Linked DNA regions of Homo sapiens: regions 1, 2, 3, 4, 5 and 6 are each linked to region 7. The links are chromatin loops, found by intact Hi-C in ENCODE. Cell type or tissue: B cell. All regions are shown on one strand. Region 1 holds the start of TACR1 (tachykinin receptor 1). Region 2 has its middle 110 kb from the start of TACR1. Region 3 overlaps LINC01291 (long intergenic non-protein coding RNA 1291). Region 4 overlaps TACR1 (tachykinin receptor 1). Region 5 has its middle 37 kb from the start of SEMA4F. Region 6 has its middle 57 kb from the start of EVA1A-AS. Region 7 has its middle 120 kb from the start of EVA1A-AS.

Region 1 (4,000 bases), 200 kb before region 7:
CAAAGGAGACAATACCAACAGAGCTGTGCTCCAATAATCAATTTTCCATCATGCTACCTGAAGAGCCATTCATTCCAGAATACCATCCCCAGTGTTTGAAATGCCAACCTTTTCACTTTCAGTCAGCTTTGGGAACCCTAACCTGTTGGTTGCCGGAACAGAAGAGCTCTCAAATGCCTTTGCCAAGCATGTTTCTCTGTGGATAGAGACAGGCTAAATACATACATTTTACATTGCAGGAGAAATTTAGAACACCTCTTGGGTAAGCTTCCTGGATCCCTATCCGTGGAGTTTCTTAAGGATAGCATAACTGTCTCTCATTCCTGAATGAGAATTCCTAGCATTACAGAGTAAACTGCATTAGAATTCTGAGTATCTTATGATACTGATGAAATGCTCTTTCACATCCAAAACAAACAAACAAACAAACACAAACCAACGAACCAACCAACCAAACAACAACAACAACTACAACAACAAACTGGAGAGTTGCAGTGGGAGCAGAAAGTCCCAGAATCCTCTAGGTGTACTTAAAACAGGAAGGCAACAAGAGGCTGTCTGACAGAAAAACAGGCCTGGAGGAATTTACAAAGCCCCTTCCAGGGTCTAGTCCTTTGACCAAACCCTAGGTATTGTTTGCAGCCTGCAAGGGTAAAGGGGAGAAGGAATATATGGAAAGGAGCAAAGCAGAAGTTGAAAGTGTCAGGAAGATGAGTGGAGAAGAGATGAAGAAAGGGGAGTTAAATGAAGAAAAGGGGGATGTGTGTTGAAAGGAAGAGAGAGAGTGATGGGTAAAAAAGAGGAAAAAAAGTTGAAATACATAAGATGAAGTTCCCCATCAACAAATGACTCAGTTGATCAGTAAAAAAACCCTCAGAGTGGCCAATCTTCCACTTGACCCATACCCCACCCAGTTCCAAACCTCACAGCAATGCCGTGGTCCTCTATGAGCACTTTCTCGCCTTTTCACAAAGGCTAATCTCACCTATCAAAGGCCACAGCCGTCATGGAGTAGATACTGGCGAAGACAGCGGCGATGGGAAAGAAGTTGTGGAACTTGCAGTAGAACAGGCCGTAGTACCATTCGTTGTGGACAGCATAGGTGAAGTTCACCACTGTATTGAATGCAGCCATGGAGGCCTCCGCGAAGGCCAGGTTCACCAGAAAATAGTTCGTCACTGTCCTCATTCTTTTGTGGGCTAAGATGATCCACATCACTACCACGTTGCCCACCACAGAGGTCACCACAATGACCGTGTAGGCAGCTGCCCAAAGGACAATTTGCCAGGCTGGTTGCACGAACTGATTGGGTTCCGAGGTGTTAGTGGAGATGTTTGGGGAGAGGTCTGAGTCCACCGGGAGGACGTTATCCATTTCGAAGCTAGGCGGTAAAGCCCTACTATCTGTACACAACCCCCCTCTGCAGCAGAGTCCTGTGGCTGGCGCCTGGGGCTCAGGGTCCTTCTAAAGCCAGACAGGAGGGTGGAAGGCTTTTTCTGGGCAGCACTCTTTTTGAAAGCTGAACTGGCGCTCAGAATATAAACGCTTCTGGATGCACTGCCCGCCTGCCCGCGGTGGCTCTGAATTCCTCCACTTTCAAGCTTCAGGAGACGTTTGAGTTCAGAAGTCTGGAGACAGCATCTCTCTTGCGGTAAACTGAAAAAGGGAAAGAAATTCCACCGGTCACAGTTCTAGGAAGCAAGAGATCCCCCGCATTTATGCACCTGCTGCTGCCTGCAACTCCTATTTCTCCTTCCTCCGCAGGGAAAGGCAAAGCCCTGTGCTGCGTGAGGACTTAGGAGCGAAGTGGGGGCCCATTGCAGCGCGACCTGTAAAAGTTCTGAGCCTATGGCCAGGATTCTGGAGCTTCGTATCCAGCTGGAGATTTTTCCTTCTCTTTTGCTGCCGCTGCCGCCGCCTGCAGTTTCGCGGGCACCTCTCGGTTCGGGTTGCTCAGCTCGCGAGTTAGCTGCGCACGAGGCTTTTATAACCCCCTGCAGAGACGTCACTGGGAAGGGGCAGTACCTGGGCTGCGTACTCGCCAGTCCCGGTGCGCAGCGCGGCAGCTGCGCCAGCTGTTGACAACTGTCTCATTCCACCGCCGCAGCTACCACGCCTTTTGCTGCTTGCTACTTGCCGTGGGAGTCTGCGAGCCGGGAGCCCCACGCACTCCGCGAGGGGGCAGTAGGTGGCTTGGAAGTAACTGACACAGATGCGGTCCGCAGCTGGAATCGTCGTTGCACGAGGGGTGCTGGGAGGAAGGAAGGATTTGGGAAACAGCTGGAGTGGAGGACAATCAACTTCCAGGGAATGAAGCCCAGAGCCCTGAGACAGCTCTGCAGAGGCGGCTTGCCTGTGGCAATGGGAAACGGTCATGTGTGGGGGCGATGTGCCAGCGCCGCGCTCCGGGCCGCGCTCCAGCTACCGAGAAGCCAGAGGCGACGACTCCCTGGTCCAGGTGTCCCGAAAACAACTTTCCTGAGGCTGTGTTTAGGAAACACCCCCACAAAATATCTAGCTCAGTTACCTGGCTAGCTGATTCACCTGGGAAGTGACAGTCTCTAAGCTTTGAGGACACTTTCCTCAGCCACCCTGGTGACTTGGCCCCTCGTTCCAGGAGAAGCTCCATTTGAGCCCTCCACCTGACCCCTCTGGATGAGCCTCTGCTCAATCACTGGGGACAGGGCTGAGCTCCCTGCGAATCTTGGTGAGCGCAGGAGCCACACTCATAGGCAGCTTGTCGCTCAGACGCGCGGCTCTGGGCTCTCCGCCAGCAATCACTGCGGCGCTGCGTTTGCCTCCCGGGGACCTGGCAGCCTCCGCCTCCGCGCCTGCCAAGCCTGCAGGCCAGAGCCGGGCTCGGGGTGGCATCGGTGGTCCTTCTCCCTGTTCCCCTTCCAGGTTTGCATAGGGGCTGGAGGACAGGTCAGCCAGCCTTCTCTGCCCGCCTCCATCCTGCCCTGCCGTCTTCTGACTTTGAGGCCTCGTATCCCAGTCCAAGACCATTTCAAACGGTAGAACTGGTGCCAGACACTTGGAGGAGGCAGGGCAAAGACTCGCCAGTCCGTATAAACCCTTTTGGAGAAGCCAAGATGGGATGAGCTCCGCAGCACGTTCCCGCCAGACTGCTGCAGGCAGAGTTCCGCGGAAAACTGAACCCCGGGAGTCCTCAGGGGCCCATCTACCCCGGTGCACCGCCCCCTCCTTTCACTGCGGGGACTCGGAGCTGTGGGACTGGAGCGCGCACCGGCAGACTTGCGCGCAGGTTGGAGTTGGCGCACACCCGCGCCAGCCGGGGAGCGGCGTTTACGCACTGGTACCGCGAGCGCTCAAAGCATCTCTCGGGAAGTGCTTTAAGGCTGGGAAATTTACTATACACTTATGCCGGGCAAAAATTGGATCCCACGCCGGGGAGGAGAATCTGCTGTTTCACTCTGTATTTTTTCGGAGCCTGGGATTTTAGCGTATATAGGAACCGCACATTGCTTTGCCAGGTTCTCCTAGGCACCCGTAAACACACTGCATAGAAAACTCTAGAGATGCTTTCAAGAGAACAGCGTCCCTTTATTTAGAGCGGCTGCACAAGAGGTCTTCTTTGTGGAAGGGAATGCCTCCTCCACCTTGGATCTCTGCTTGAGGCTTCCACCATCTCAAAGAGCTGACAGAGAGAGGGAGGAAAAGGGAGAGGGAAGGGGATGCGGAGGGTGGGGGAGGGGGGAGGGGAAACTTCTCTATCTTTAATTTTCCTTCCAAGCTGTTTAAAGTTATCTTTTCTTTTTTCTCCCTGTCCATTAGAGCCAGGCTGACGTTTTCAAAAGGAACTTTATTCAGTGGTTAAGGGAGAAAAAGAAAGCTAATCGAATAAAATCTAAATATGTAATAAGAGCTAAATATAAAATAAATATGAAATAGCTAAAAAGTAAACATTAATCCATTTATCCTCCATTAGTACAGCAAGTTGATATTTTGAAGCAGGTACTGTGCTGGGCACTGGGGCTGG
Region 2 (4,000 bases), 93 kb before region 7:
AATGTATTACTGGGGAAGATGCTATGCACGTTGTTGAAATGACAACAAAGGATTTAGAATAGTACATAAAACCCTTAGTTGAAAAAGCATTGGCACAGTTTGAGAGAATTTACTCCAATTTTGAAAGGAGTTCTAGTGTGGGTAAAATGCTATCAAACAGCATCACATGCTACAGATAAATCTTTTGCAAAAGGAAGAGTCCATTGATACAACAAATTTCATTGTTGTCTTCTTTTAGAAAAAGGCTACAGCCACCCTAGCCTTCAGCAACCACCACCCTGATTAGTCAGCAGCCATAAACATCCATTAGCAAAAAGAGTATGACTCACTGAAGATTCAGATGATTATTAGCATTTTTTAGCAATAAAAAATTTAATTATGGTACATACATTTTTCTAGATATAATGCTATTGCACATTTAAGGGTTTAGTGTAAACATAACTTTTACATGTACTAGAAAACAAAAACATTTATGTGACTCACTTTACTGTGATATTTGCATTATAGCACTGGTCTGGAACTAAATCTACAGTATCTCTGAGGAAGTATATCTGTATTTTTATCAAAGCAACTGTTTCTCCAGATGAAATTAGAAAGCACAATTTATGAAATTCTGAATGAATTGGAATAGTAAACTCCTAGAGCTTTGTACATTCCCAAGAGAGGTTCCCATTTTCAGTGAAACAAGGTGGGGAGCCCCGAGGCCCGCAAAGGCTCATGACCAGCAGTAGACGTGCAGTGAATTGGTGTGGGCTGGCTAGACATCTGAAAGTCCTCCAACATGAAGGCTGGCCAGGTCTCAGGATCAGATGAGAGGCTTAGAAGCCAGGTATTCAGTTGTAAATCAAGACCATACACATCCCTCCATTATCTGGCATTATGTAATGGAGGGACCAAGATACCACTGGGGTAAAGGAGGACCAGGAAAAACACCCAAACTTTGACCGAGATTATTTGAAAGCAAGCAGAAGGAGAATAAGAAAAATTAAGAAATATGTGTCAATAAGATCGGAATAGTGGTTTCCCTCCGGAAGAGTGAATAATTTAATCGGGGGAACACATGGGTCTTCAAATGCATGCATAGCATTATACATCTTAAGTCAGATAGATGGTAGGTACCTCCTTGAGTGTCCAGAAGATTCAATAATACAGTTCTTAGGAGACATGTGTTACTCTTCTGGGCTGAAGAGATAAGCTGTGAAGGACTATCAGATGTAAGAAGGGTGGAGCGACTTCTTCACAAAAGGAAACTAAACTCAATTTTTCGCAAAAAAACGAAACTAAACTTTAAGACAAAATTAGTGCCCCAAGAGGGTGATGAGTAATGGTGGAGCCATCTGTAAACATCGGTAGAGGTTGCTGGAAGCAGGGAATAGACTGCTTTCAAATAGCAGGTTAGAAGTTTTCTGTCCTCAGGCTGCAGAGGCAGCAGCTCCCACTGTCACCAAGAACTCTGCTCTGGGGTTGGTGGTACATGAAGTCTCAAAATTATCTGTTCCCATAAGCTTGGGTGTGTGTGTGTCCTTCTGTGTGTTCTCTGCCATTCCACAGGCTGTGTGTGTGTGTGTGTGTGTGTGTGTGTGTTGTTGTTGCTGTTGTGTGTGGTGGGGGGGTGGGTCAGAGGGAATTCAGAGGGGGCTCAGAGGCTCCAAAATAAATAAGTGGATGAATGTCTAGTTGCCCCCTTCACCCCCGAGGTGGAAGACAGATTCTTTTAGTATCCTCCTTGCTCTATCTTTAGCAATAAAAAAAATTAATTATGCTGCATACATTTTTCTTAGATATAATGCTGTTGCATATTTAAGAGACTAGAGTTTAGTGTAAGCATAACTTTTATATGTACCAGAAAACAAAAACATTTATGTGACTCACTTTACTGTGACCATTACGGCAGTGGTCTGGAACTAAATCAACAGTATCTCTGAGGAAGTATACCTGTATTTTAATCAAAGCAACTGTTTCTCCAAATGAAACTGGAAAGCACAATTCATGAAATTCTGGTTGAATTGGAATAGCAACCTCCCAGAGCTCTGCACATTCCCAAGAGAGGTTCTCGTTTTCAGTGAGGCAGGGTGGGGTGTCCCGGGGCCTGCAGAGGCTTATGTCCTTGTTCCAGCCAAGGGAGAGAAACACAGTAGAGAACTGGACATTTGGCTGTGCTCTGGCCAAAGGTGGTGAAAATGAGCAAGAGTCCTGATCCATAGCTAACTGGGATGCCCTCGTTCCAAGCAGCACTGCTACAGTTTCTCAGGTGCATCTCACCCAAGGACACAGTCAGGCATCAGGGACCAGGGGGCAGAGTGATCTGGCCAATAGCAGGTGTGCAGGAGGCAGCAGCCTGCAGTATCCGGGGACAGCCACAGGGGTTCCCTGTATGGCCAGTGTGAAAGGCAGGAGGAGGATGTGAAACTGCTCATAGGAACACAGCCCTCTCACTGATTGCTGAGGCCAGGTGGTGGAGGGTGATAATATAAGATCATGCCCTAGAAAAGACCAGGAAACCACATGCATCAATATAACCTTTGTCTATTTCTCCCAACACATGTCTGAGCAACATACTGAGTTTAATTTAGTGTTGCATCGAAAGGAAGGAAAATACGACCTATACATGTAGATTCAAAGGGACCTTTGCTAAAATTATTACGAGATGAAGACTAGTGTCTTTTATACCGCTTGGTACTAACTCTATGAATGAGTACATTAAGAGGAATTAAAATGGCATGTCTGAATAGAACTAAAATTAGGGGAAGAGTTAATTTATGCATCATTTTTTACTAAACAATGAAATCTAAACATGTTATTTATGCTCAGTCATGAATAAAATGCAGCTTTCAATTTCTCCGTTATTGAAGGATGATTATTTCCACAGGCTTATTTAATACTTGTCTGACATCATTTAGTATAATATAATTACCTGAAATGAAATTTCATTTAAAGAAATTAATGGGGTCATGACCCCACACAATATTTTGTAGCCAAGATGCACTTTTTATTGAGAAAAATAAGATTCTTACAGTGTGAACCACCAATGTGAACCACATCTGTCCTGTTGTATCTTCACGATACACATTGACATTAGCATCCTTGTAGGGTAGCAGCATTTTGTGAAGGTGCACCAAAATGACACTTTTTTCCAAGCTTGTTGTTGAAGAAGTGAAAAACTAAATTGTTCCCAGCATTGGGGTTTGATTGTAAACAAGTCACACCCTAGACGGTGAGACAAATTGGATCGAAGTGGAAGAAGACACCCGCTTTCAGGACCCCTCATGGTAAGGGACAGTCCTAGGGCTGTGTAGGCCATCTGCGGAAATTCCATCAAGCCACAGAAGACATATGCTTACCCGGGAGAAAGGCCAAGGTTGAGTGAACTATATGCCAAACAGAAGGGATGAGGCAAGGGTGTGGATGGCAGAAGCAGTGGGATTTGGTGGTTAAGGTAGGCAGCTCAGGATATAAATTCACAGACACTAAGCCCATGGTGGCTGTTCCTCTTATGTGTGGCCTGGGGTATCTTGCTAGAACAGGAGCTGGATTGAGTAGAAACTTTTGTCCCAGGGAGTTGGCTAATGTCCACAGTTCCGGCAGCTAAATGGCAGATCAAGAAATGAACATCTCTTACAACCTCCTCCTGGTGTGCCTTTCTCTACTACAGAGGCTGGAAAACTGAAAACTATATATCCCAGACTTCCTTGCACCAAGATAACCAGAGGCACTTGTGTGAGACCTGAATGTAGAACCAAGTTCTGCAAGGAGGGAAGTGGCAAAATGCGAGGCATCTATTTTGTGGATGTGGCTCTAGCCAGCATGTGATGGCTTTGGAACCAGCTCCCCGTGGGGCAGCTTCTTGACCCCCAGTTAGACATGGAGTGATGTGAGATCCTGGAGCCAAAAGGGGTACAGTAGCTTCCTCATCCACCAACATTCTAATTATAGAAAAAGTCGCTATACTTTTAGTCAGTTTTGTTCCAAAAGTCATTTCCAGAGACCAGCCTAGACTCTG
Region 3 (4,000 bases), 480 kb before region 7:
AGGATTGGTGTAATTGAATGGCAGGGGTATGAGATTTGAGGTCAAGGAAATATTTTTATTATTTTTTACGATGAGAGAAATTGTAGTACACATGTATATTTATGGGAATGACTCAGTAGAAAGACCAAAAATTTCATATGTGAGAGAAGGACCAATTGATGAAGCGATGTTCTTGCGTGGGCGCGAGGATGGGATCGAGTGCACAGCGGAAGGTGGCACTTAGGAACACGCAGCACTCGTCCATGCCAGCAGGAGGCAAGGCAGAATGGTGAGTACAGGCACACGTGTACTGATGTGGTGCTGGGAGTGTGGGTAGAATAGGCGGTTGTTCTGGATGATGGATACGGTTTTTCTCAGCTCTTAAAAATGTATTATTTCAAAATCAAACTTTTCATCATAATCTTGTCTTTAGCTCTTTCCTATTCTTCATCTTGCAGATCTAGATAGTCATTAGGCTCTGTTGATTTCACCTACTGAGTGGGTCTTGTCTGTAATGCCCATCTGGCTCCTTCAGCTCAGTGCGATGGAAGGGCTCTGCTCTGTAGCGACTAGAATTTAAAGCTAGCTGGAATTTATCAGGCATTTGATGGCTACCTGTTTAGGGGCCCTACCAGGGAAGTATTCCAATAAAATTGGGATAATAATATGCTTACCCCATAGGCCCATTTAGAGAATTAAGATAAATATCAGGTGCTAAGCGCTCAGCATTTCCCTGGCACATAGGAGGTTGAGCTGTTGGTATCTTCATCCACCATCACTGCTGTACTTCATGGTGAGCTTTCTATAGAGCAGGTCTCTGCTTTAGAACCTCTGACTCTGCCAGCTACCTGGATCAAATTTGAACTTTTCACCTGTTAAACCAAGGCTTTCACGATCTGGCCCCAAACTCCCTTTTTTGCCCCATGTCCCAGCACTTCTCTTTCATGTTCCTTCTATTTCAGACACAGAACTAGCCCTTCTTCAACCTATATCCTTTCTTTTCAGTTCCACGATTTTACGGAAGATATCTTGTCACTAAGCCTGGCAAAATCCTGCCCATTCTTTAAGATTTAATATATATCACGTTTTCCTGCGGTACTTCCTGGACTTCCCTTCGGACGCCTCTGGTCCCCAGTCTGGCTCCTTCTTAGGCCTGTCCCGTAATTCTAAGCTTGTCTGGCTGTCCTTCCACTATGAGCTCTTTGGGAGCAGGATCTCTGTTTGGTTCCATTCTTTTTGGTGCCTTGAACAGTACCTGGCACCAATAAACACCTTAAGGAATGACCACATTCCTTATTCCCTCCTTTGTATCCACCTCTTTCCTAGCCCTTAGTGTTGCACATTGTTGATGGCCTGTCTTCCCCATCACGCTATTAATGCCCTGGGAAACAAGACATTATCTTTATTTCTCCCCACGTCGCCAGAGCCTAACACACAGTGGCTCCATCTCCGCTCACTGCAACTTCCGCCTCTCGGGTTCAAGCGATTCTTGTGCCTCAGCCTCATCATGAGTAGCTGGGATTACAGGTGTGCGCCACCGTGCCCGGCTAATTTTTGTATTTTTAGTAGAGATGGGGTTTCGCCATGTTGGCCAGGCTGGTCTCCAACTCCTGACCTCAAGTGATCCGCCCGTCTCGGTCTCCCAAAGTGCTGGGATTACAGGCTTGAACCATCGCTCCAGGCCTCGATAAATGTTTAATGAATAAAACGATGAAAGGACCCGTCGCCTCCTAAATGCAGATCTCGAGGGAGCCTCCAGGTGGCGCTCGCCGCTCGGAGAAGCAGGGAGTCGGTGCGCCGCAGCTCCGGCAGGCGTCTGGGAGGTGGTCGCCTCCTCACCTGCCCAGGCGGCCGTCCCCCGGGAGCGGGTGGCGGTGACCTCAGGACTGACGCACTGCCTCCTCCGGGCGGGTGCGCAGCCTGCGTCAGGGGCGCTGTTCTCCCTGTGCTCTTGGACCCCGCAGTTGTTTTAGGAACATTCACTGGAGAGCGAGAAGGGGGCCGCCTTCCGGTGCCCGGTGGGCAACACCTAAGCCGCGGTGTTTACTGGTGAGGGAGTCGGCTGTCTGCTGGCGGCTGTGACAGCTGCAACACGCCACACAAAGATGTTATTTACCTGTCATATTAATGATAGTGTTAGCAAGTGCGTGGCACGTCCAGTACTTTTTTTTTTTTTTGAGACGGAGTCTCGTTCTGTCGCCCAGGCTGGAGTGCAATGGCGCGATCTGGGTTGACAGCAACCCCCGCCTCCCGGGTTCAAGCGATTCTCCTGCCTCAGCCTCTCGAGTAGCTGGGATTACAGGAGCCCATGACGAAGGCCGGCTAATTTTTTGTATTTTTAGTAGAGACGGGGTTTCACCGTGTTGGCCAGGATGGTCTGGATCACCTGACCTAGTGATCCTCCCGCCCCCGCCTCCTAAAGTGCTGTCCAGCACTATTCTAACTGCTATGTACACATTTACTCAAAGGTACATAAGATAATACAAAATAAAAATTTCCATTTTATAATGAGGAAACATAGGGGCAGAGGTTGGATAACTTGGCCGAGATGGTCCATTTAGCAGTAGCAGAGGCATGGTTAGAACCCAGGCGGTCTATACCAGAGCTGGCAGATGCCCCTTTTATGCACCCCTGCCTCCCTCTCAATGTCCAGCAGGGCTACCATCCGTGTTCCAGCTGGCCCGCGCTCAGCCAGCCAGACACCATTTATTAAGCACTTACTATGTGCCAAACACCTTGCTTAGTGTTGGGGATGAGCAGGTAAAGGGGAGAAAGTGTCTCCCTTTCAGAAGCCTCCAGGCTATCAAGGGAGAAAAAAGTGTTGTGGGTGAAAAAGGTGTTGTGGGGGATGGTTGTGCCAAACGGTAATGATGGACAGAGTAACAATGGGCACCCATGGGAGGAGCCGTGGCAAAGGAGATGCTGGCCTTCCCAGACAGCCCACCTGGCCCTTTTCTTGTGTGCCGCTCTTGTTATGGGTTTTTCTGGGGGAGGCATGGGGACACTGGTGCTCTGGCCTCGGTTCTGAGAGCCTGTCCAGGCCCGAGTCCCTCTAGGGCTTGGGCACACCCCACTCCAGTCTTGTCCTTGAATCCCTGCACAGTGGCTGGGACCCTTGTCCTTAGTGCCAACTTCTCTGGTGCTGCCTGCCTGCCTAAATTTCTGAATATCAGGGACTGTGCTCCACTTGCTGCTTGGACACTGCTCCCATCCTCCCACCGGTTCCCATCCTCAGCCTGGTCCCATGATCAACAGCCACAGCTTGCCTGATCTTCCCCTAAACTCTGGTTTTTGTGGCCCCAGACTAGCCAGCTCCCTGTCCTTCTGGTGCAATCACACTTCTACCTCTGCTCCAACTAGTGGTGTCTATGTGTAAGACCCCCAGATCCCAGACTCTTTCCTTTTCCTCTGATACATCAGTCCCCTGCTGACTCCACCCATCCTAGATGCCTTCTCGGTTGATCACTTGAACCACTTTCTTGCTGGCCCCTCAATTTTCTGTCTCCTTGTAAACACTTGCTCTAGAAACCCCCTCCTTTCTCCACTTCTTCACCTGGGGTGCTCAGGGATGCTGAGCTGGAATTCCCAGAGCTGGCAGGTTGGTGCTGGGCAGTTTTGGAAACATGATTTTCAGGCCCCAGTGTAAAAACATGTGGGGCCAGGCACAGTGACTCACATCTATAATCCCAGCACTTTGAGAGGCAACTCAGGAAGACCACTTGAGACCATGAGTTTGAGACCAGCCTGGGCAACATAGCCAGACCCTGTCTCTGCCAAAAATTAAAAAAAAATTAGCCAGACATGGTGGTGCGTGCCTGTAGCCCCAGCTACTAGGGAGGCTGGGGTGGGAGGATGGCTTGAGCCCAAAAGGTTGAGGTTGCAGTGAGCTATGATTGCATCACTGCACTCTCACCTGGGTGACAGAGTGAAACCCTGTCCGTAAACAACATACTTTTTATTGTCTGTAAAAAACAAACAAACAAATAAATAAAATAAACACATGGGGCCCTTGTTCAAAAAT
Region 4 (4,000 bases), 340 kb before region 7:
TCCCAAGGTTAAAGTCACCAGAACTAAGTTAAAGGGTTTTTAAAAGGTTTGATATATACTGTCATTTTCCAGAAAACACGTGCCAATCTGTACCAGTTTATGAGATTACCCTTTTGTTTGCACAGCTGCACTGGGCACTATCAGGTATCATAGTTTTTGCCAACATGATAGGTCATACATGGTTCTCTACTTTAATTATAATTCTTAACTCATTGTAACTTAAAATTTTATAATTGTATTAGTCTGTTTTCATGCTGATAAAGACATACCTGAGACTGGGCAATTTCCAAAATAAAGAGTTTTATTGGACTTATAGTTCCACATGGGTGGGGAGGCCTCATAATCATGGCGGAAGGTGAAAGGCACATCTCACATGGTGGCAGACAGGAGAAAAACTTGTGCAGGGAAACTCCTCTTTTTAAAACTATCAGATCTTGTGAGACTTACTCACTATCACGAGAACAGCATGGGAAAGACCTGCTCCCATGACTCAATTACCTCCCACTGGGTCCTTTTCACAACACGTGGGAATTCAAGATGAGATTTGAGTGGGGACACAGCCAAACCATATCAATAATTATGCTTTTTAATCATTTTCATTTCTTCTTTTGTGAACTGACTGCTTGTATAATTTACTCAGTTGTATATTGGGGTGGTCATATTGTCTTTCCTAATTTGGAAAGAACTCTTTATGGCTTCTATTGTGTTATACTTAGAAGGACCTTCTCCATTTCAAAATCACAAAAACATTTACTGATATTTATTTATTTGTTTATTTGCATTATAACTATTCAGCCCATTAAGGATTTATTTTGTTGAGTATTATGAGAAGAAACTCCAAATATTTTTTTCTCCAACATTGCTTACACTTTTCCCAGGACCACTTATTGGATACTCTATCCTTTTCCTGATGATTTAAATTTGCACTTGGACCACATACCACTCACTATATTGTTGGCTCTGTTTCTGGGTTTTTCTTCTGTTTCCTTCATCTATCCCTCCTTACTGGTGTCAGCTCTGCACCATCTCAACTTTTATGACTTTGTAACACATCCTTTATCTATGGCAGTACAAATCTCCTCTTATTTCTGGGATAGAAACCGACCTGGATTACTCTGGTCTTAACTCAGAACACGTAGGACTTTAATCGTTGAACAAATGAACCCTTAATAGTGGCTACACCATTAGAATGTCCTGAATTTTACTTAGTTTTTAAAATAAAATATCTTCAGACCTGCACATTTCTTACGAAGAAGGTTAGAGAATGGTCTCAGTTATTTAGAGCCAGGTTGGCAGCTTCTCAGAAGAGATCAGGTTGTAAATCCACTGGCCCTTCCCAGCATGACATGCATGATGAAGTGTAGTGGTGAATGTTGTTGGTCTGCCTTGGACCTCATGGCCCCCTTACAGATTCTTTCTTGGGCAGCAGTGTTAGGAAAAAAAAAAAAAGGTTCTGAAAAGGGTGCATTGCTAGGAATGGCTCAAGAGTCTGGGAATGCTCTAACGAGAGACATTGAAACACAGACTCATGCAGAAGAAGCTGAGCTCCCTCACCCACACTCCTCCTCCCTTCAGTCTGCTTAGGGAGAGGAGGCAGGGCAGTAATGGTGTTTGAGGAGGCAAGTGGCTGATAGTCCTGCCTGAAATTTCAACTGGGTAGATACGTTAAGAAAAACAAACAAAACTTGAATTCTAAAGCTTCTGCAGGCTTTGAATTGCTGAGAGAGGACAAGTTAGACGGTCTTTGGGTTGGCTGGGGAGCTTATTGTATTTTGGGATAGGAAAAAATAGGGCAGAAGCCTAATTTAGGTGGAGAGTGAAAATGCTAAATTGATCTGTGTGGGGAAAAAATATAAAGAGTACAGGTAACAAGAAAAAGGGAAAAAGATACCATATTAAGCATGACAGAAAGAGGGGCGAGAAAGAGTGCGAGTGCACCTGAGCCCCATGGTTGGAAGAGGGACTTGCAAAAGGACACAGCCAGCAAGACATTTCCTGCAGGGATGGCTGCTCAATGCATTGTAAAGAACAGTGGTATCTGAGTGCGAATTCAAGAAAACACAATTTTGTCCTAGGCTGTAATTCCCCGATTCAGCTCCTCAAATCTTTAGTAAAATATGCCTCATCCAAAAATTCCATGGTAGTGGGGCTTTGAGGAAATAAAGGAGAGTGACTCTTTCCCAGAGTGGAGACAAGTGGGCAGGCCAGGGCTGGTGGCGACCACAAAGCTCCTAGTGGTAAGTTAAGGTTCTTACTTAGGGTGGAGAAGAGGATGTGGTGGAGAGGGAGACCCTGCCTCAGGCAGCAGGGAGACAGAAAGGGACCTCCTGAATCTGCATTATGCTCCCTGGTCAGCCTTTCCAGCCTGGCAAGATGATATCAGTCATCTGAAGATTCCTGGAATCTCTGAGGATGTTCTCCAAGTCCTCCGGCCCCAGATACGGAAATGTGAGGCAGGTAACTGCCACCAGGTGGCGCCAATCTGCAGCCGGCACCTGGACCAACCAGTATTCATTAGGCATTTCAGTAACCTAGCAAGAAAGCAGCATGCATTTTATGAGGTCGAATTCATTACACACCACACAGTGCCCACCTCCCAACCCCTACATTCCTTACCATGTCATGGTGCAGTTTTCCAGTATGTGGGGTGTTTTGTTTTAAACCACTGTAGCATGAGTTTTGCAAATCCCCTTGGAATACTGCAACCCTATTGAGGACAAGGCTGCATTTTATATGTGACATTTGCTCTGAGTATCAGTGGGTACTGATACATGTTTTGCTGATATAATCCACCCACTCTCAAACCCTCTAGATGGGTCTTAATTCTATTGTGTTGTGCTCTGCTTGAGGTTGAGTTAGCTGAGTATCGCATCGCCGCAGTGGAAGGCTTTTTGCTGGGTGGGTAGGCAGGGACAGATCTGGGATGAGCTTCTCTCGATGCAGCAGCTGGAATGAACACTGGGCTGGGGTTGGGGGTTGTGGGAGACGGATTGGATACATGCAGAAGTGAAGCTTGTACTTTATCCTTCTGTCACGCACTCCAAATCAGCTTATTTTTGGTGGGACATTGTTTAGAAACTGCTTCAATTGGTGCCAACGGATATGAGTAAACATTTCTTGATATACGTAAGTTACACCATAAATGTGGGTGTTGGTTGGTATTTTACACTTCCTCTCATCTCTCTCTGGAGTTTGAAAAAGCACTTAAAATAATCAAAACAGTTTTAGTCCCAATAGCCTGTGACTAATAGCCATCCATGTCTCTAAGTCTGGACTAAGCATCCAGACTCACAGCCCTGATGCTAAGTGCCCATTCTCTTTGCTGTGCCCTGAAAATATGTACTCTCAACAAGACAAATCTTAATACAGCCACTACTAACAACTGGCCAGGAACCTTTTCTTCTGAGGAAATTTATTATCAAGTGTAATACAATGTAAATAGCTATCGGCTTAGAAGATGTAGAAATTTCATATTTTCTACCTGCAGTAGTTTCATTGTAAAGGTGTTTCTGGAGAGTGGATTCCACTTCATCTCATTACCTCTGGGACTTTGGGTAAAAGAGAGATATTGCTAACCTCCTTTCAACAGGAAAAATTAAGGTGTAAGGAAGGTAATTGCCTTGTTCAAGTCACTCAGGGTTGAAATGGGAATAGAAAACAGATCAGTCCTTGTCTCATTTCAGCCCTGTGCATTTCTTTCTCTTTCTGCTCAGATGAGCTAAGAAGAAGAATGGATAAATGTCACTCAGAGCGGGGAAACCACAGTTTTTCAAGAATGAACAAATACGTCAAGCACAAAAATTATCTGCAGCATTTTATAATGGCAGATAATTTATTGAAAAATTGTGTAGCTTAAAAAAGCAGGCCCAGGATTGAAATTCATCTAGACGAGTGACTGGAATGCGGCCAAGTCTTCGATTCCATTTCATGTTTGGATTCATTCTTGTATTTCCACAGCCTGTTCTTGTCTTGAACCCTGAGCCCAGAGAGACTCTCGGTT
Region 5 (4,000 bases), 710 kb before region 7:
TAAGCAGACAGCAACACACTTTGAAAGGCGCTATTGTTAAGGTGTGTTCCAAATCTGAGGAACCCAAAGATACCTCATTCTACTGACCTCTCTTCTTAACTAGCAGCTTGAGAAACAGGTTTGGGATGCCAATCAAAGCATTTGTACCACCTAACCAGACTCCCCTGAAGCTACTGAGACAGTCTAATGTAGTGTAGTCTAGTGAGACATATACATGCCTCATTTTGTCTTTTGTGTATATCAAATTTTACATAATAAAACACTTTAAAATAAGATGTTTTTCTGTCTATGGAACCAGAAAAAACAAGAAAAAAAGGTTGGTGACCTTGTGTGCTCCCCAAACAAGGATTTGTGGAGAGTGGGCATTCTATACTATTGTTGGAAATGAAATTAGTACACACTCTATGGAGGGCATTCTGGTAATATCTATTGAAAACTTTAAAGTGTATATATCATTTGATCCAGTAATTACACTTTTAGAAATTTATTTTAAGGAAATAGCAGTATAAGTGTGCAAAGACATACTTCTAAAGATTTTTATTTTTATAATAATTATAAGCCTAAAATGTTGGGAAAAAAATCAATTATTCAACAAGTGAAATTTGGTTAAATAAGCTTCAGTATTGACCTGAAAAAATGTCCACATTGTTAAGCAAAAAAGGAGGAAACAATAAGAAAGAGAAAAGTGTTTCCTGACAGACAGGAGCTGGCCTGGCACTCATAGCCAGGCCTCAGTGTTTTCCTATTGAACATAAAGGATTTCATAGAACACCAACATCAGACAAGGACACTCAGTGCCAATGATGAAGAAAAAAATGAGATCACTCTATAATCATGTCTCAACACAGGCAAAACAGGTACATTGTCCAGACCACAAAATGACCGAGCAGCCTCCTGTCCTGGCTAATAGGAATGACTGGTGCTTCTTTACCAGTTCTTCACTGGCTTTAGCCTTGCAGCAGTCTTCCCTCCTTCCGGATGAGAGTTATTAAGATACCCACGCACAGAATTACCCTGCTTCCTTAAACCCTTCTGCAAACCCCCTAGCACAAGCCTGAGTCCCATAATAAGTTCTTTCTAACACCCTCTTACTGAAACACCCCACGGTTCCCCATGCCATGCATTCTCCCCCGCAGCAAAGAGTAATAACCCCAACTTGCTTGACTACAGGTGTGTTCCCAGTGATCTTTGGCTGGACAGCAATGACAACCAGTACTATCTTACAATCATTTGTAATAGATAATGTATTTCCACTGTTATAAAATTGTGTGGCATAGCACACAACAAACTGTTAGCAATGGTCACCCCTGATGAGGGGTTTTACTTTTGATTTACTGTCTTATTTATTTATTTATTTTTTACAATGTGCATGAATTGAGATAGAAGGAGGAGGACGATGAAGAGGTGGGGAAGGAGAATAAGTGAAGGAAAAAAATGGAAGAATGAAGAGAAATGAAGATGGCAGTGGCAGCAGCACTAAGACGTTTGATAATGATGTTATTAGAGGATATTTATGTTCTTTAAATATCTATAACTAATATGCATTACACTTGAATATGAAAAACAACAGTTATTTTTAAATGAAAGGAGATTGTGATTTTTCCGGAGAAATACAATATGACTATTTCTAATTTTTTATTTTTGCAATAGTGAAGTAGGGATCTCGTGCCCGACTAACATTGAACACAAGTTTGAAGACTTTTGGTTTTCTGGGTCCATTGCAGTATAGTTAGATGCAGTAGGTGTCGCTTTTTCCCCAAGAATAGCCTGTTGCTAATGCTGGTGGAAGTCCCTTCTGAGCTGTGCCCAATTCTGTCAATTATCTGTCTTCAAGATTTGCCTAATCTCTAACCTTTGAGTAATGTGTACTTGTAGTTTTCCTTCCTTCTGTAATTTAGATCCATGATCCAATCTAGATAAGGGAAATTACTACACATTCTTTATTCCTTTCTGTAGAACTTTCACATAGCCATCCTATTAGATTTTCGTGGTCATCCAAAGTGCTTCAGGCAGGTATTATTGGCTTCATTTTAGAGATGAGGAAGGCGAAGTTCATTAGAAAACTGAAGTCATTAACAATTAATTGGTCAAGGTTTCTTTCCCCTCCATTAGCTAATTCAAGAAACAAGGATATAGGCAGCAAATAAAGCACGATTTGTGCTTTAAATATATGAATATATATTTACTGTTGTAAATATGTCAACCGTAAAAATACATTCCCATCAGTCTCTGAGAACTGCAGTACAAATTATGAGAACTGACCATGCTGCTCACGTACTGTGATTATGCAAAAGCTTTCAGAGATGCATTACATGGGGGAGCCCTCTCAACTTTGGACAAGGTGTGCAGCCTTCAGAGGTCTGGGAGTTGTTCGGAAACACCTAGGCATCCTCGGGGAGCATGCTGAAGGTGACTCATGTTTGCATGTGTGTGACTTGGGGTTACGTTATAAACATGAGGTTTTGTGCTGAGTGGTAATATCAGATGCAAAGGACTGTTTGCTCCCTCTTTTGGAGGTCTCGTACTTTTCCAAACCTTGCATGTTATCAATTATCAGGCAATCATTTCCTGAGGACTGCCACATAGCTGCTGCTTTCCCTTTTCCTAGTTTGCTTTTCCTAAAACGTTTTGGAGTTAGAAATCAAATAACCAAGCTAGGTAGAAATGAGCATAATGTAAAGTTTTCCCAGGTTCAAAGTAACTCTATTTGAAGGCATTTGTATTGGTGCATTAATTCCTGGTTCATAACTAAATTATGGAAAGGAGACACTGACTGATAGGAAGCTGGTTCTGGATAGATGAGGGATGATTATGCCAATATTTTTCAGAGTCCCAAGATGATCAAGGCCAGCTTTGATCTCAGTCTACTGAGTCATGCTGGACGTATATATGGCTCGGTCACTCCATTGCTGCAGCCATTGGAATGCTCCTGTCGGGGGTAACAGTGTCCAGCCTTACGGAGCAGGCCTGACCACCCTCCGATGGTGTGGTGGGCACTGGGCCAGGAGGGAAGCTGGTGGGGTGTGGGGCAAGTACCAGGCAAAAGAAGTACCAGGCTCTAGGGGCAGACTGCTGGATTATGACTCAAGTTGACGCAGGAAGATAACAAATCCAGTCCTCTCCCCAGAGGAATTGAGACCTAGGAGTGGCCTTCTCACAACTTCAGGGTGCAGGGTGGAGAATAAGTAAGGATCAGATGCACCACACATACCAGCAGCTTGTGCCAGGCAATGTGCCTAAGATGAGGTGGGGAAAGGCAGACACAGAGTTCATGAAATGTGGCCAACAGAAACGAGGTAGCAGAATCCACCCAACTAGCTGTCTGAAATACAAGGCAGGGACCCAAGGGAGGAAACACATATGGGGGACATTTAAGGTCCCAAGAGACCGGGGATGAGGTGACAGGACCTGGTATGCTCTGCCTATGACCTTCAGCCCCATTGTGGGGCTGAGAAGCCTGGCATTTGGAGGCTTCAGACTGCCACAGGGATCTCCAAATTCACCCACTGGGGAGGCAAAGGCTTCTGTTGGATGTGTGGCAAGGAGGAGCCCTCTTCACTCAGGCAAGGTGGGCAGGCTTCAGAGGGCTGGGAGTTCTTTGCAAACAGCTAGGATAGGGCTAGGACTGGGTATGAGTACTGAGGACAGGGGCCATGGTCACCTGGGAAATCAAACCCAGAGTAAGCTTTTTTGGAGCCCACAGATCTGAGGCTTCTGTTCAGAGGGGCAGGGACCAGGCAGAGCAGACCAGCTTGGTTTTTCACAAAGGTGGGAGTGAGTTGGAAAGTGGCCTTAGGTCACAAACACTAGCCACTTTAAGAGAAATGCAGCTCATCTCACTGACCTTGAAATGAGTTTTGCATGTGCACACACGAGTGTGTTTATTTGTGGGTGAAAGAAATTTATCTAAACAATTACATACATATGCTCGTAATAAAGCATTTAGGACATGCTGAAAAGTAAATAAAAATAAGAATCACTTCAAAACCCATAGGCCAGA
Region 6 (4,000 bases), 62 kb after region 7:
AGGAAAACAGAGAAGAGGCAGATACTTGGTGACAACTCGTCCTAGGGCAAGATAAGATGTATTACAAAGTCACTTTAAAATATTGAAGATGTAAATTACCTTTTTTTCAATATAGAATGTAAAAACTAGTTTTCTTCGTTCTAAGTATGGGCAGCAGTTGTGTATCTGCCCAGTAGAGGGAGGTCTCTCACCTGCTTACAAAAATAGCATTCAATACATAGTCATGCTCAAATGTGCAGGAAAAAAAAAAGATTTCAAAAACTTGAAAAAGGTTTGAAATAAAATCATGCCAAGGATTATTGGCATGATAATGGGATGCAGAAGAAACTAGTGGAGAGGTGAGCTGGGTACACATTGAATAGATTGTATGCTGAGTCTAGACTTTATCCTGACATAAAGGGTTATAATCTTAAAAGCCTACAGGGAAGAGGTAGATCTGTAAGTGATTGAAACAGCTGGCAGGAACAAAAGAGAAGTTGACCCACCCCAAGGACGGTTATTGGTGACTTGAAATCTGACTAAGATAACAAACAGAAAAGGAAAATAGATCATAGTAATACTCTTGGAGATTATTACGAAGTTCTCTTTGGTCCAGACTGCCTGACTTATAGAAAGATGTTAATATATGGCCCAGTCTGAGCATGGAAAGTCTAGTGAAAAACTCAGGCTCTCCATCCTGAGCAGTTAAGCTAGTGAGATATAGAAGATGTCTACCTTCAAAGATGGAGGTGGTTGATCACATTATTTTGCTATAGAATACATCCTGTGAATAAACATTTTGAGTGATAACAAGTGATCCAGTGAATAAAGATTTTGACTGATAACATCTCAACTAGAACCCAGGATTCTGAACCTACACAACCTACAGAACCCCACATTCAATATGAAGAACAGGCCAAGCAAACACAGGCTCTTTTCTGCTCCAGTCATGTGACTTCTTTAACATGGTCTCCTGATAATTAGGCTGACTTCAGGGAGTTCCAAACCAAAGTTTAGAACAAAACAAGGCAGTGGCTTTCCTAGTTCTTTCCCCCAAAAGATAAAACTCTAATCCAACCATTAGGTGCCATGCTTCTCTGATGACAAATAAAGGTGAGCCAAACAAACAGTAAGCCCATGGAAAACACACCTTCAAAATAGCAGGGAAATCACTGCTCCCTAAACATGGGGCAGAGCTTGTCCAAGCCACTAGGTGCCACCGCACAGCAGCACAAATGGACTTTTCATAGTCTTATTTAAAGAAAGTGTTTCAGAACTGAACCAAAAATTGGATAGGGTCTAACACATGAAATGAAAACTACAAATAAAAGTAGTAATATTGCCAAATGCCTATATGGTACTTGCTATGCCCTAGGCTCTATTCTGAGAGCTTCTCTCATACTGACTCATTTGCTCTTCAGCATCCCTGTGGTACTGTTATTTCCATCTTCATGTTACAGTTGAAGAAACTGAGTCACAAAATAGTTATTTTGCTAGTAAATGATAGGGTCAAGATTGGAACGCAAGTGTCTGCTTCCTGAGTCCTTGATTCTGGATGGCTAAGCCAGGAGAGATCCAGAATTGTGACATTTCTCTAAATAAGTGCATCTTTCATTTAAATGTCTACAAAATGTAGTATTGTCTCAACCAGAAAACTGTCCTCCAACTCGACTCTTACAGTTACATATAAATTACATTTATTAGCAATGTAGTATATTTAGTAAAGTTTGATGTAGTAAAGTAGGAGAGGCTAGGTCCTGTGAAAGTTTTAAAGTAGCTCTGAAGCCAGGTCCTCAGAGCTGCAAGAGCTTTGTTGGAGAACCTGAGAAGAAGGTCCTGGAGAGCCACAGGAGTGAACTCACTGCTCAGACTCAGGGCCTCCGTGCAAGCACCATCTCTTGCTCCATAGGCCAATAACATTCTTGCTGACCACCCTAGACCAAGGGTTGGCAAACTATTTCTGCAAAGGTCCAGCAAGCTTTGCAGACCATTCCGGCTCTATGGCAATCACTCAACTCTGTCATTGTAGTGCTAAAGCATGTACAGCTAATACATAAATGGATAGGCATGACTATGTTCCAAGAAAACTTTATTTATGAACATTGAAGTTTGAGTTTCATATAATTTTCATGTATTAGAAAATATTATTCTTCTTTTGATTTGTTTCAACCATTTAATTTGATTTTTGATATGTTACAAAAATTTTGATCTGTTACAAAACTATTCTCAGCTCATGGGCTGTACAAAGACAGGCAGGCATGATTTGGCTCTGGGGCCATGGTGCGCCTACCTTTGTCCTTCATGGAAATCAGGAAGGAGGAGGTGACAGATGGGGAGGAAGAAGCCTGAGCGCCACCTACAGGCCAGAAAATCTAATGTTACTCCCAGGATAACCATTTTGGAAAGTCAAATCATTTCTGTGGTTCCCAACCGTGGAAATACAACAGAATTATCCAGGGTGCTTGTTAGAAATACAAATTTTTAGGCTCCACTGCCAGAAATTCTGATTCAGTCATGTGGTTAGGTGAGGAATCTATTATTTTTAAAGCAGCTCATTGATTTAGGCAAGAGGTCTTCAAAATGTGGTTTGCACTCTGGGGAAGTATAGATATAGCCACTAAAGTATGGAAAGAAAATAGTAGAACTGCTTTCTATATAATTATTTGTCAATAAAAAGCAAGAAGAAAATGAAGTTTTATAAATACTTCTCACATAAGTTGACACTGGCTCCTTCACTGGGTCTGTGTGTCAGTGGTCATTGATCACAAACAATACATGAGGAAATTCTACAATGTGGAGGAACTGGTAGAGGCACCTTCACTCCTGTTTCCTGTCAGTGTACTACATAAGAAAAAAGGCCAGGACCAAGAATGACTGAGACAATTCTGAAGAAGAAAAAAGGAGATTTATCTACCAGATCTCAAAACTCATCATAAAGCTATGTTAATTAAGATTGTAGTAATGGTGCAGGGATAGACAAATAGGTCAGTGGAATAAAATAATCATGTAAAAGATGATGGACTACTCAATCCATGATACTGGGGAAACTGGTTACCTCTAAATGAGAAATGAATGTAGATCCCTAATTCACTTCATCAATAAAAATGAATTATAGGATAAATAAAGTATGAAGAATACAAATATTAAACTTTCAGAAGAAAATATCTTTTTGGTTTCAGAATAAGGTAAGATTCTTAAATAAGACATAAAAAGCATGAATTGTAAGGGGAAGGACTGATAAATCTGACTCCTCTAAAAGAAAAACGTATTTATGTTAAACAAGAAGCATCACAAACGTAATTAAAATTCAAGCCATGAAGCAGGAGATTTACAAAGTATATAACCAATAAAAGATTGTAGCTAGAATTTGTAAAGAATTACCACAAATCACTAGAAACAAACAAAAATACGCAGTAGGGGGAAAAGGAAAACAATAGGAATGGGTAACTCATAGAAGAGGAACTTACAGCTAAAAAGCCAATAAATACAGGGAAAGATGTTTAATATCATTAATATCAGGGAAATGTGATTTCAAATAACAAGATACCAAGTCATATACCAGATTGTGACTAGATTAAAATAGCTGATAATATCATGTGTTGTCAAAGATTGGGAGATAAGGGAACCCTCCTATGCAGATGCTGAGAGTGTAAGCTGGTATAACAATTTCAGACAGAAATTTAGCAATACTTGTTAAAGTTGAAGAGGCACAAACCTACAGCCTCAAATTCAACTTCTGGAAATATACCCTAGATAAATTCTCATACATGTTCCAAAAGAAGATATATAGAAGAATTTTTCGTAGCAGCACTGTTTGTAACAGAAAAAAAATAGTTAAACATAAACGTGCATGAAAGGGAGAATGAATAAACTGTGGTCTATTAGAAAGGACTTTTTAAACTGAGTGAATCAGAGTGACATGTGTTAGCACAGATAAACATCTAAAAACATAATGTTACTGAGAAAAGGCAAATTGCAGAAAGACACATGCAGTTTTAAAACAGGAATAATAATGCCAGAC
Region 7 (4,000 bases):
CTTCCATGAGATCAACTTATTTCACTTCCACATATGAGTGGGAACATGTGGTATTTATCTTTCTTTGCCAGACTTATTTTATTTAATATAATGTCCTCCAGACTCACCCATATTGCCACAGGATTTCATTCTTTTTCGAGGCTGAATAGTAATACATTGCGTATATATGCCACATTTTCTTTATTCGTTAATCTGTTGATAAACACTTTGGTTTATTTCATACCTTGGCCATTTTGAAAAGTGTTGAAATAAACGTGGGGGTGCAGATATCCCCTTGACATACTGATTTCCTTCCCTTTGAACATACACCCAGTCGTGGGATTGCTGGATCCTATAGTAGTACCATTTTTAGATTTTTAGATCTTTGAGGTACCTCCATACTGCTTTCCATAATGGCTATACTAATTTCATTCCCACAAACAGCACACAGGTTCCCTTTCTTCCAGCATATCCTCTCCACATCCTCTCCAGCAGATTTTGAATGTTCTCATCCATAAATGGTTGAGGTGATAGGTATGCTAATTACCCTGATTCAATCATTACACATTGTATACATGTATCAAAATATCACACTATATCACATAAATATGTAAATGTACTGTGTCAATTTAAAAAATCATAAAAGCAAAAAAATAAGAAAAAATCAAGAAACCCATCTCATTTACAATAGTCACACAAAAAATATAAACTTAGGAATAAATATAAACATGGATGTCAAAGATCTGTACAATGAAAATTATAAATATAATAAAAAATTAAAATGGACACAAAAAAGTGGAACAACATTCATGTTTATGGATTGAATTAATATCGTGAAAATTACCATAGTGCTCAAAGTTAACTACAGATTCAATAAAATCTCCATCAAAATACTAGTGACATTCTTCACAAAATAGAAAGAAAAATTCTAAAATTTGTATGAAACCACCAAAGATCTCGAATAACCAAAGCAATCCTGAGCGGGGGGAGGGGGTGGGGAAAGAACAAACCCGGAGAAATTACACTACCTGACCTCAAAATATCTACAAACCTATAGTAACCAAAGCAGCATTGTACTGGCACAAAGATAGACACATAGGCCAATGAGACAGAATAGAGAACCCAGAAATAATTCCACACACTTAGACCTAACTGATTTCTGACATTGGAGAAAGGAAAATTTCTTCTGTAATCTTTTAAACTTTGTTCATTTATATTTCATTTTGCTTTTTTTGTTTCTGATCCTGCTTTTTTGTCTCTTACTGAGTGTATTAGTTTCCTAGGGCTGCCACAACAAACTACCACAAACTGGGTGGCTTAAAACAACAGAAATTTATTGTCTTACCGTTCTGGAGGCTAGAAGTATAATTTTAACATGTAAGTAAGTTTGGTTCATTCTGAACTGTGTGAGGGAGAATGTGTTCTGTGCCTCTCTTCTAGCTTTTGGTGATTTGCTGATGCTCTTTGGCGTACCTTGGTTGTAGATGCGTCATCCCAACCTCTGCCTTCATGTTTGCATGGTATTCTCTTTGTATGCATGTCTATTCTCTTCATATGGCGTTCTCGTTTTAAGGATACTAGTTATATTGAGTTAGCGAACCACTGTACTCAAGTGTCACCCCATCTTTTTAAAAAAAATTTTTATTTTTTGAGACAGACTTTCCTGTTGTTGCCCAGGCTGGAGTGCAGTGGCATGATCTCGGCTCACTGCGACCTCCGCCTCCGTAGTCATACTTTACACTCCCACAGATAGACCCTACAACATCTACTCGTTGGTCTAAATTAGGTTATGTTGCTTCTTGCTTGCTGAGTGTGCTCCTGACTGTGGAGAATTCCTCCCTCTACTGGTTTATCCTGAGAATTGCAACAATTTCTCTGTATATCACGCCTATCAGGGTCCCAGGCAAAAATTCTTTTAACCCGGTGGAGTAAATTTCCCAAATTCCTCATGACTGTGTGAACACATGAAGATATAATAAAATGGGGTTCGTCACTCTATCTTATACATCACATTACCATACTGCAATGGTTCTGAAACTTTTATTCACGTACTAACATCTCTAAAATAAGACTACATCTTCTAATCAATGGAATCATACAATTGTTATCAGTATTGTGATATAGTTGTTATTATAAATCTAATACAAAATTAAAGTGGACACAAAAAAGTGGAACAACATTCACGTTTATGGATTGAAAGAATTAATATCGTGAAAATTACCATAGTGCTCAAAGTTAACTACAGATTCAATAAAATCTCTATCAAAATACTAGTGACATTCTTCACAAAATAGAAAGAACAATTCTAAAATTTGTGTGAAACCACCAAAGATCTCGAATAACCAAAGCTCCTGTGCATGCAGGAGCTTCCTCATAGCTGTTCATATTGTTACCACTTCAAAAGAATTATGCTCATTGTTGATGCTCTATGCATTAAATTTAATTGACATGTGCAATGTACCCAAATTGAATACACTGATTAATCACTGAAACAAAATGTTATTAAGTACACAGAAAGGTATGAAAATAGTGTCTCAGGGCATAAATTTTATATCAGTAATGCACATACTCATTGTTTTAAGGACAACTGCATTTCCATATTTTCTTACAAAGCAACAACCAAATGCTTTATAGGACCTAAGAAAGAATGGTATGCATGAGTAGGTGACTTTCTATTATGATGTTCTATTGTTAAGATCTATGCAAAACGATTGCCTATCACTGACTAAGCAGTACAACTGGAGGCAGAAGAAATTGCAAAATACTCCAGGATAGATTAAAGAATTTCGAGCCAGAGAGAGGCTATGTGACCCATTCAGGTTGGGTAGAAATATCATTAAGGCATCACATATCAATTTGTTAGAAGCTTCCTGTTGTCACATTTGATGGCAAAATTTTACTGTACTAGACAGCTAAAGAGCATCCATCCATCATAAATCTCCTTCTCTCTGTCTCTTTTTTTTCTCTCTCTCATTTGAGATGTAAGCTCTTTCTCTTTTTTTCCCCCAGTCTAAGGCATACTCTTTATTTTTCTTATCTGGGTCATGGCTCTTTCTCTTGAGCACACATATCTTATAAGCTCTAACTGCCGAACTATCTTTTCTTTCCTGAAAATCTCCCTCTGGGTTCAAATAGCTTTTCTTTGGCTATCTGCCCTTTCCTTAGTTTTCCACATGTTATTGTTAACATATGGTGTAATTATAGGTGATTAATACTAAAATGAGAAGTAATAAACTATAAACAAGCAGAAAAATATTAGAATTTCACTCACCCATTTCCACGTATTGCCAAGGATTTTGGCATCATCTGAAGGCAGAATAAAAACTAGAATGCTTATCTGCATGTAGATTTCCCTTTTGTATTTTCAAACTTTTTAAGTAAGTGTTCCAGAATATCCCTGTCAGTTGCCGTATCTCTTACTGTGTGCTTCTGGCTCTTATGAAGGCTTATATCACACTTCACCTCACGGAAAAGTTAACTATATTGGGGGATCTGCAGGAGGAGATAATCATCTTGGCCCCAGAAAAGCTGGAATGAGTCTCTGAGATTTTATGTCAATGTAAATCCAGGCCAAAATGAAATACTTTGAGATGAACTTAAAATCTTTCATTGACCTTTATGTGGAGGCTCTTATCTTTATCATAATACATTTTCTATATTAATATAATCTAGCTTTTTGGGGTCTTTTCTGACTTCTCTAGGATTCTAAAGGCATTCTACATACTACAGGAGAGTTCTGAGTGTTTTCAAGGTTACTAAAGTTTCCCACCGCTCACTAGAATTCTATTTTCTGAGTATTTTTTACCCATTTCCATCCATGCGAAGTTTCTCTTCTGAGCCTGGCATTATTTTCTTTTATTCCACTCAAGTCTTCACAAAACACATCTGCCTTTTGACTCTTGCTATCTGGGCTGTCAGCCGAAACCCACAATAGTGTGGAGCCTGTGAAAGATGGCTCAGCCTTTTGTGTTGTATGCATCCATTCAAAAGGACTCTATAGGCAGAGTTAAGCAGACATACA

The links. Hi-C counts contacts between places; a loop is a spot of excess contacts. Peaks named below come from ENCODE experiments on the same cell type or tissue, not always from the same donor. Only the 100,000 strongest peaks of a DNase experiment are listed, where the experiment ranks them.
Region 1: it touches region 7 in a loop (20-fold over the local background); 29 of 110 quality-filtered maps call a loop at or near these places.
Region 2: it touches region 7 in a loop (8-fold over the local background); 7 of 110 quality-filtered maps call a loop at or near these places.
Region 3: it touches region 7 in a loop (25-fold over the local background); 89 of 110 quality-filtered maps call a loop at or near these places.
Region 4: a loop joins it to region 7, with 18 times the contacts of the local background. A loop is called at or near these places in 60 of 110 quality-filtered maps.
Region 5: it touches region 7 in a loop (8-fold over the local background); 30 of 110 quality-filtered maps call a loop at or near these places.
Region 6: a loop joins it to region 7, with 14 times the contacts of the local background. A loop is called at or near these places in 5 of 110 quality-filtered maps.

The regions. Positions count from the first base shown.
Region 1 is chr2:75,197,561-75,201,560 of GRCh38, forward strand. TACR1 (tachykinin receptor 1) reads right to left here and starts at 1,960. Exons shown (of 5, transcript NM_001058.4): 1 at 986-1,960. The coding sequence starts at 1,374. The region is part of intron 2 of TACR1-AS1 (TACR1 antisense RNA 1); the gene reads left to right. In B cell, CTCF peaks have their summits at 2,145 (motif pointing right) and 2,344; DNase peaks (open chromatin) are centred at 2,131, 2,701 and 2,911; H3K4me3 peaks cover 904 bases; H3K27me3 peaks cover 2,941 bases.
Region 2 is chr2:75,309,789-75,313,788 of GRCh38, forward strand. No RefSeq gene overlaps it. Among named protein-coding and RNA genes, the nearest start is that of TACR1, 110 kb to the left of the region's middle. RefSeq lists an enhancer at 2,190-2,259. In B cell, a CTCF peak has its summit at 2,368; a DNase peak (open chromatin) is centred at 2,393.
Region 3 is chr2:74,918,192-74,922,191 of GRCh38, forward strand. All of the region lies in intron 1 of LINC01291 (long intergenic non-protein coding RNA 1291), which reads left to right. LOC105374809 (a long non-coding RNA gene) reads right to left here. Exons shown (of 5, transcript NR_187884.1): 5 at 35-2,095. Among named protein-coding and RNA genes, the nearest start is that of LINC01291, 11 kb to the left of the region's middle. In B cell, CTCF peaks have their summits at 1,756 (motif pointing right) and 1,961; a DNase peak (open chromatin) is centred at 1,820.
Region 4 is chr2:75,062,656-75,066,655 of GRCh38, forward strand. All of the region lies in intron 2 of TACR1 (tachykinin receptor 1), which reads right to left. Among named protein-coding and RNA genes, the nearest start is that of MIR5000, 26 kb to the right of the region's middle. RefSeq lists a silencer at 2,452-2,551. In B cell, CTCF peaks have their summits at 2,466 (motif pointing right) and 2,667; a DNase peak (open chromatin) is centred at 2,476.
Region 5 is chr2:74,689,024-74,693,023 of GRCh38, forward strand. It overlaps a transcript of SEMA4F not described here. Among named protein-coding and RNA genes, the nearest start is that of SEMA4F, 37 kb to the left of the region's middle. In B cell, a CTCF peak has its summit at 1,746; a DNase peak (open chromatin) is centred at 1,758.
Region 6 is chr2:75,464,577-75,468,576 of GRCh38, forward strand. No RefSeq gene overlaps it. Among named protein-coding and RNA genes, the nearest start is that of EVA1A-AS, 57 kb to the right of the region's middle. In B cell, CTCF peaks have their summits at 142 (motif pointing right), 2,311 (motif pointing left) and 2,517; a DNase peak (open chromatin) is centred at 2,335.
Region 7 is chr2:75,402,324-75,406,323 of GRCh38, forward strand. No RefSeq gene overlaps it. Among named protein-coding and RNA genes, the nearest start is that of EVA1A-AS, 120 kb to the right of the region's middle. RefSeq lists an enhancer at 1,673-1,732. In B cell, CTCF peaks have their summits at 1,805 (motif pointing left) and 2,006; a DNase peak (open chromatin) is centred at 1,818; H3K27ac peaks cover 523 bases.